2 separate regions of the Mus musculus genome follow, and region 1 is linked to region 2. A link is a loop called in an ENCODE intact Hi-C map of the cell type or tissue named here. Cell type or tissue: left cerebral cortex. All regions are shown on one strand. Each heading gives the region's core, and the rest is flanking DNA. Links, peaks and the distances in the headings are about the cores only.

Region 1 (4,410 bases), core at 1,003-3,502, 84 kb before region 2:
ACAGAAACAGAGGGGAAGAAAGTGACAGAGACAGAGACAGAGACAGAGAGATTACTTTTAGAAATGGAAATGTAAGAAAATAGGGAAAATAGAAAATAATTAGAAAATGGTTTATGTCTCAACAGAAACAGAAATCATGAAGGATCGTTTTCACAAATTAAAGGATGTTGTGCATTTCTAGGTTGTTGGAAAATAAAAATATCAAATAGCCAGAATAAATTAAAAAACATGTACATCAAGGCATACCATCACAAAATTTGAAATAATGAGGTCAGGAGAAAATTTAAAAGCTTCTATGAAGAAGAAAATTAATTCTATTTGTGGTCAGAATTTCTTCAGAGTTTTCAAGTCCAAGGGATGATAGTGCATGCCTCACACCCCTGAAGGAAAGGAAAGGCCTGTCAATGCAGGAAAATTAGACACTTGCCTAAACACTGACCAGTCATTAGGGAAGAAATGAATAAATGAAAACAGGTCCAAAGGAGTGTAGTGGTTTGAATAGCTTTGGCCCCCATAGATCATGTCTTTGAATATGCTTGGCTGAGGGAGTGGCACTATTAGGAGGTGTGACCTTGTTGAAGGGAATGTGTCACTGTCAGAGTGGGCATTGAGACCCTCATCCTACCTGCATGGAAAACAGTCTTCTGGATGCAGTGGGATCAAAATGTAGAATACTCAGTTCCGTCTCCAGCTCCATGCCTGCCTGCACTCTGCCAAGCTTCCAGCCAATGTAATAATGGACTAAACCTCTAAGCCCATAAGCCAGCCACAATTAAATGTCCTTATAAGTCTTGCCTTGGTCATGGTGTCTCTCCACAGCGATGGAAATCCTAACTAAGACAAGGAATTCATGTAGATTGAAATAGTTTTTTGAATACACAAACGCCCCATGCCTTACTGTAAGGAATTGTATATCTAGAGTGCTGCTGGAGAAGATTTTTCAGAGAGATGAAGGATACGCCAAGAAATAGAAGGTAAGGGATGCAGGAAACAGATCCCAGCTCAATAATGGGCAAGAAAGTCCCCAAATCAACAATGAAGAGAGATCCTCAAGTGGAAGAAGGACAGAGGACTCCAAAGACCTCTTGTGAGATCTTAGGAGATACCCAGGGGGAACCCCTGGGATCCAGGAATTCTGAAAACACTAGCGCTCCAGTGGAGGGTTTGGGGCTTCCTCCATGGTGTGGAAAATAGACCACCAAATGAAAACATGAAACACCTATTAAGTGGAGGGAAAACAAAAAAAAAATTTTTGCAAGAAGGAAAATTAGTCCTAAATATATTATATGATCCAGTGGTATATTGGTTGAAAATTGATGTAACCAAATGTATTACATCACTAATTCAGAAAATCTGTGGTCACAGAGCACCTAAGGGCCTGGGTGGGAGACTGAGAGCACCTACAGAGGTGAAGGGAAGGAAGCATCGATGTGGATAGAGATCTTGTGCTGTGAAGGAAACAGCCAAATAACTAAAAGGGTGAAAACTTTAGACATTAAGGAGGAGGATGTAGGAGAACAGACAGCTGCTATTAGAAATGAAAACTGCTGCCCTTGTCTAAGGAGTCCACTGATGGTTGCATCCACCTGACATGTTCAAAGCAGATGTGAAGCGCTTACAGAAAAATTAAAAGTTTCTCAGTCAGGATCTCACTGTGTAGTGGGGCTGGTCTGGAACTTTCTGTAACCCAGGCTGGCCTTGAATTTGCATCAATCCCCCTGCCTCTGCCTCCTAAGTACCTGGATTACAAGCATGTGTCACCAGCTATAAAGCTACAGTTTTAAAAATCAGAAGGACCATATTTGTTGTTGTTTGTTTGTTTGTTTGTTTGTTTAGTTTTTAGGAGGGAACGGCAGAAGCAATATATTGAGATAATTCCATGAACGGAACAGCGCTCAAGCAGGACGCAGTAGCTTGTGGTGAAGATTTTATAGTTACTAAAGCTGGAAGGTTGGTAGCTCTACAGCAAACGTGGCATTGAGAAATCACCAAAGGAGGCTTGGAAACAAACATTTCATAAGTGTCATCTGGAGTGTCCAGAGAGACACTCCAGTAAAAGAGCAGTCAAGAACCCCAGGCTAGTAGTTCAGTGATTGGACTGAAGCTGCAATCAAGGTTATTAGAATACTCGTTACAGACATTTCTAACCAGGGTGTTAGAATATAAGAATTAAGTTCAAATTCTTTAATGAGCCTTATAGTAAAAAAATATTTGGAGTTTTAGAATGATTGTGTATTTTTCCAGGACACCACACAAAGAATATGACCCTGTTTTCAGTGGACACACAGTTGTCTTTCATGGGACAGAAACACAAACCCTGTATTAAGAAAGTGAATCTTAGGGCATATTGTCATTCCTATCCTGGTACAAAGCCCTGGCCCTGTTCTTTAGCCGCACAAGGGGCGGCATTGTGTGCCTGAGATGAGTGTTTGAGCTGAAGTTCCTGGCTTGGCTGGGATCTTCCGTTTGGCTGCGCTTCCCCAGAGATCAGCTGCCTGTCACAGGCTCTGCACTATTGACACCCCAAACAAGGCGCAAGCAGGGAAAACAAACAAGGCCAAGCTGCTTTTCCTTGCTGATGAGTCAAAGGCTACACTCAAGCTACCAAATGTTAGATTAAATTTCATCGTGAGATGAAAGTGAGCTTCCTGGAGGACTCCTTATCTGTTTTTGTTAATTTCGAACTCAGGACTTGGCTTCCAACCAACAGCATAATTGGTAACAAATGTCGCCTTCTTCCCGCACTCCCTTCTGCTGTGCTTCCTAGCATGGCTTGTGCCACACTCACCCTCCAAACAGACGGAACATGAACAGAACAGTCTAGCTCTTACTTTTGTTTTTTAAAGCTTACCATCGCATTTTAGTGCTGATTTCCCCATCTGCCCCTTGCAACTTACTACCACCTTCCAAACAGTTCTATCTAAAGCATCTACAATACCATAGATAAGTGTAGTTAAGAGAAGGGCATCCGTTTGGAATTCAGAGATTCCACATAGTCTGCCAACACCCCCCACAGTATTTAATTGACAAATATATGTGTGCCAATGTGTTTAGCAGCTTCTCTTCGCAAAAGTGAACAAAATGAATAGTTGTCAAGGGGCAGAGGAAGGTCCCACATCAGAGGGGCTGAGCACTGCAGAGTCAGTCCACCACCACACCATTGCCGTATGCCGGTGGATGGCAATCGCACCTATCAGCAGAGCAAGTAGATATCCAAAATGCTACTGAGGATGGATGAGGAAGCAACTGGAATAGACTATTTATTTATGCTTGATAACACCCATACATTTCGAAGAATACAATACTGAGAGATCGGTTTTAAATGATTTTAAACATTAAACAAACATCTAAAGTCGCCTGATAGATCAATAACAGATTTGCTTTGGAGCTAGCAGACAGGACAGACACTTCTCCAATGTCAACTGAACACATTTAGAGATATCCCGGGGTAAAGGTTTGTGTCCAGCCTGGACAGCTATCCTTGTCCTGGTGGTCCTTTGGCTCGAGTCCTTGCGAAGGTCCCTCGCTGGAGTTCACAGGATACAGCAATGTTTTGGAAATGGGAGAAAGCTGGGGCAAGGCATCTGGGAAGTTCTCTAGAGCTGGAAAAGGAAGGGAAGGGGCTTGCCCCAGGAGCCCAGAAAAGAAGGCAGTCCTGCCAACCTGACTGTTGGAACTTGGACTCCAAACTGGAGGGTTATACACTCGCCTCTCAAGATGCTAAACTTGTACTCCTTCATCATAGTAGCCAAAGGAACCCAGTATGCAATGTGCTCTGGACCCTTGTTCGGCCCTGACTGCCCTGTCCTATAACTGTGGTCAGGTGAAAGGTCATTTACATGCCAACACATACTTTCCACCATGCCTATGGCTGCATTTAAAGTATTTGTAATTAGCAGTTAAAAAAAAAATGAGCTGGGCGTGGTGGCGCACGCCTTTAATCCCAGCACTCGGGAGGCAGAGGCAGGAAGATATCTGAGTTCGAGGCCAGCCTGGTCTACAAAATGAGTTCCCGGACAGCCAGAGCTATACAGAGAAACTGACTCAGGGGGGGTGGGGAACTATTCTAAGCATTAGCATCTCTGCCTTGGTTTAGGAGCAAAGTGCCAACACACTTGTTTGTGTGCACGTGCGCTTGTCACACGCGCACATGTCATAGTGTGACTGTGGAGGTCAGAGGACACATTTTGGGAGTCAGTTCTCCCCATGCCCCATGTGGGTCCCAGGGATCCAGCTCAAGGTGTCAGAGTAGGTGGTGGGCACTTTACCTGCTGAGCCATCTTGCCAGCCCCCATTTTCCTCCTTTCTTTCATCTTGTCTTGTCTGGAGACAGGGTGTCATGAAGCTAAGCCAGCCACACATTTACTGTAGCACATTACTGTGTAGCCTAAGCTGGTCTTGGATCTGATT
Region 2 (4,410 bases), core at 817-3,316:
CTAAGCGTCATGAGACACACATGCAGGCGTAGACACTGAACACTAGAAGGTAAGAGATAAAGAGAGAATTCCTGCCAACTGAGTTAAAAGGAGATGTTCTCAGCTCCAGCTCCAGCAGGCTCCCTGCAGTGGTGTGTGGCAGATAGGGGAACGGGACTCTGTGTCTCTGCGGTCTCTGTGTTCATGGAGTCTATGGGACTTTGGGGGCCAGCCTGCTTCTCAGATGTCCTGTCCTCTGTGCTTCCCTCTCTGCTACTTAACGTTTACCTGAAAAACTCTGCTGCTGGTATTATCCCCCCCATCTCCCACCCACTCAGAAAAATTCCTTGTACTTTCTTTGTTTGTTTGTTGATTGGTTAGTTTGGTTTTTTGCTTTTGTTTTTTTGTTTTGTTTTGTTTTTGTTTGTTTTTTGACACATGGCTTTGCTATGTAGCCCTGGTTATATGAGAATTCTCTATGTACACCAAGCTAGTCCCCAAATGGCAATGATCCTTCAGAGTGTTTCCTAAGCCGACGTGTGTCACCATGTCCAGTTGGGTTTTTTTTTTTCTTTTTTTAGATTTTATTTATTTATTTACTTATTTCTTTAATGTATGAGTGCTCTATCAGCATGCACACCTGCATGCCAGAAGAAGGCATCAGATCCTATTACAGATGGTTGTGAGCTACCACATGGTTGCTGGGAATTGAAGTCAGGACCTCTGGAGGAGCAGACTGAACCATCTCTCCGTTGGTTTTTGAGATAGGGTCTCGCTCACTCAGTAGTCATCCTGCATTAAATTTCTCACTCAGGTGATACACAAACCGTATTTGCAGGAAAACAAAGGGAGAATAAAAATTCGTTCTCTTGGATCAGGAGGGGGATAAAGTCTGGACTGTAAGACAAAAAAAAAAAAAAAATTAAAGAATAAGTTTAAAAAAAAATCTTTCACCAGCAATTGGTCACCTATATTGTGACAATACATACCTGGTAGTCAGGAGCTCTGGTTTAGCCATTGAAAATTAAAGGAAAATTTGCTAAAATAATTGTTTAAAAGCTCTAGCTCACAGTCAGTATGCTTACACCACAGATAGTGAGGTCTCACCCTGGAAAGACCTAACTCAGAAGCTCTGGGAGAGGCCTGGGAACCTGGGCTTTTAATTGGTACCCAGGTGGCAGTGATGCGGCAGCTGCAGTGACTCCACATACCCCACCCTCCCACCGAGCACTCACAGAATGCTCAGCTAATTAATGTATGCTCAGGGCGGCGCTTCCCAGCAGCGGGCGGGAGAACCTGCTCACCGACCGTCAGCTGGGGAAGCTCTCAGAGGCGTTTGCATTTCTACTACCGTAGAAATCTGCAGTACCACACTGCAGTGTTTAATAAAGTCTATGAACCCCCTGACTATGCTCTTAACTCTTTAAAGGTGGGCCAGTAGTTCCCAAAGACAGCGACCTGCTGACTAACAACAGCAGCATCACATGAGACACTGTTTAAAATGCTACTCCTGTTTTAACAGGCTCCCCTTCCAAAGGATTCTGCTGAGTGCCAAAGTTTGGGAACCCTTGACAGAGGCTAAGCTCAGAAAGGTGCCAACTGTTCCCCTCCATCTGTCTCCTCCTCGCCTTGCTGTGTTTTGTTCTTTCCCTGGAGAACATATTTGTTTATTCTCTGTATTATCTAAACACTGGGTCGAGGCCTTAACATACCAGGTGGAGAAGAGTCTAGAGAAACCTTTTTTCCCTGTCTGTCTGTCTGTGCCTCCCCCCTCCCCCCCAAGCTTACAGGTAGCTGTGATTTGCCTGATGTAGGTGCTAGGAACCAAATTGGGTACCTACTGTAAGAGCAATACCCACTCAACCACCAAACTATTTCCCCCACCCTCACCCCGATTCTGCTTTCAAAAGAACTTACTTGATGAATTGTGTTTTAAAGTGTTTTTTAAAAGAAAACTTACCAGTTTAAAATTTTTAGCAGATCGCTGTAACTATCATCCTCACAAGCCTCCCATACTGAAACTGTGCATGAAACAATTGCGCCCCCTTCAGTTCACGGTGATTAGTGCATCCATTGTCATGCCCCTATTGTAGGAGTCTTCAGAAACTGTACCAGTTGCTTCTCCTGTGCTCATATGACGTTTACTATTTTAGGTACATCATGTCTGTGGGGTCATATAGCTCTTTTGTGACTGGCTTCTTTCACTCAGAATGTTTTCTACTATAAGTAAGGCGGGCCCATTCTTTCAGCTTGGAGCCTCTCCTGGGGTCCCAGAGCCAACTTTCTCTTTGCTCAGGTCAAACATCTGATACCTGCCTGGTTCTGGTCCTAATACCTTGCTTTTATCCCACGCTGATGACTAGCTGTAGGGTCAGCCCTGCAGTTTGAACCCCAGTGGATTTTTAGCTGGGAACAATGGCTTGGTGTTAACTCTGAGCAAACCCCCAGGCTGCGCCACTCTGCTATGCCAGGCTTGGAGCTGCTGTCCTGTGGATCTGCAGCTTTGTGTTCTTTGCACAGAGACAAATAATCAATGCCAGGCAGCAGCAGCGGCAGCAAGCTTCAGAATTCAGCTCTCCCAGGCTTACACAACTCTGGCTTGGGAGCCAGTGTGACAGAGACAGGGGACGCAGAGGATGGCACTTCCAGGATTCACACTAACAGTTCCAGGGTTCCACAGGTAAGGCTGATAAGGGATGCTTACTTTGCAAAGGATACTTCCTCATGGATGCCGAATTTTATTTTCAAATTATTTAGTGGTGGTGAGAGGACCCCATGGGGACAGTGAGATGGCTCAGGGGGTTAAGTCCTTTGATCCCAAGTTGCGGACCTCGGTTCCATCCGCAGGACCTTACTCCCACAAGTTGTCTTCTGATCACTACAAGTGACCACCAACACACAGATAAGTAACTGAATATAATTTAAAATGATTCCTAATGGGTTAGTGAAAACTGGTTCTTACCAAATGAAAGAAACCCACTGTTCTGTAAAGAATATACGGCCTTCACTAGGCACAGCCACCCATCAAGAGGGTTTGCTTTGGTGGCAAAAACTTGATTTGATTTTGAGCTGTGGCTGGGGCTGGAGGTGGCTCGTAGCTCAAGGACAGTTGTGCATTTCATTCAGCAACCTGGCTTCCGCAGCGGCAGGAGGAAGTGCAGAGACGAGGGAGAAAATGAGTAGCTCTGGGGTCTTTGATAAAGTCGGTGGAATGTGAAGAATTTAGACTCTGCTTTATTTTAGTATCTGCTGCAGCTCTTTCCCTGACACCTGTAGGGTTTGCTATGTGCATATGCCAGGTTGGTTCCCAATTCTTAAAATGTGTTTTATTCTTATCTTCACATTGACTGTCTGATGAGCTTCAAGCCACACTGGATGCTCTTTCTATGACTGACACTTGTAACTGACATCTGCTATAGCCATACCAACTTCAGTTTGTGTATGAGTGAAAGAGAGGGGATTGGTGACCTTTAAGCTCCACCCTTCACTGCTGGCAGGAAGAGGAAGTGCTCAGAAGGGTTAATTTGACAGGCATCGTTTGATGGGCATATTATTACATCTAGTTTCTATATTGTCACATGAAACACATTTTTTAAAATTTATTTTTGGAATCCATTTCCACACACACAGCTTGGAAGAGCCAAAAGTGATGAGTGCTATCTAGGGTGTGTGCTTTACAGCCAGGCAACTTTTGGTAGCAACAAGCAAGCAGAAATGATTTTGTAATTACAGGATGGTGTAGGCAGCAGGAAGATTGTGTGCTGTGGAACGATGAACAAGATGTAGCCGTTTCTCCTAACAATCGTGCATCTGTTATGCTTGAGACCAATGTGCTATAACAATAGTGACCACACTTTGGCGATACACAGCTTCCAAAGAATGGGTGCACTTTATGGAGACAACTGGGCCACATGTTTGCAATTTTAGCAGATGTCAGAAATGGACACGCCACCCTTGGCACAGGGGACAGAGTAAGACAAGCTCCTTAAGGAGGTGTGTGTCGTTGGTTATGTGACATCCCAGGGGGAAGGCTTATGAGGTCACACCTCAATACACCCAAGATAGGTGACATTCAGCACTGTTTGCTCTTTAAAATGGCGAACTTTATGTCAACTTCATACAGGCTAGACTAGTCATCTGAGAGGAAGGAACTCCAACTGAGAAAATGCCTCCATGAGATTGGACTTCTAGAGCGTTTTCTTAATGAGTGATTGACATTTGAGGGCCCAGCCCAGTGTGGCTGGGACCACCCCTGAGATGCTGGTCCTGGGTTCTGGAAGAAAGCAGGCTGAGCAAACCACAGGGAACAAGCCAGTGAGCAGCACCCTCTGCATCCGCTCCTGTCTCCAGGACCCTGCCCTACTTGAGTTTCTGCCCTGATTCCCTTTAGCAATAGACTAGGGATAGTAAAGGGGAAGTCAAATAAACCCT

What was found. A loop is a pair of places that touch in the nucleus more often than their neighbours do. Peaks named below come from ENCODE experiments on the same cell type or tissue, not always from the same donor. Only the 100,000 strongest peaks of a DNase experiment are listed, where the experiment ranks them.
Region 1: a loop joins it to region 2, with 3.0 times the contacts of the local background. A loop is called at or near these places in 21 of 42 quality-filtered maps.

The regions. Positions count from the first base shown.
Region 1 is chr1:106,153,511-106,157,920 of GRCm38, reverse strand. The region is part of intron 2 of Gm20753 (predicted gene, 20753); the gene reads left to right. Among named protein-coding and RNA genes, the nearest start is that of Gm20753, 16 kb to the left of the region's middle. In left cerebral cortex, for the core only: no CTCF peak of the experiment used is centred there; a DNase peak (open chromatin) is centred at 2,451; H3K27ac peaks cover 1,929 bases.
Region 2 is chr1:106,069,057-106,073,466 of GRCm38, reverse strand. It overlaps the pseudogene Gm26509. Among named protein-coding and RNA genes, the nearest start is that of Zcchc2, 81 kb to the right of the region's middle. In left cerebral cortex, for the core only: a CTCF peak has its summit at 2,033 (motif pointing left); DNase peaks (open chromatin) are centred at 1,222 and 2,025.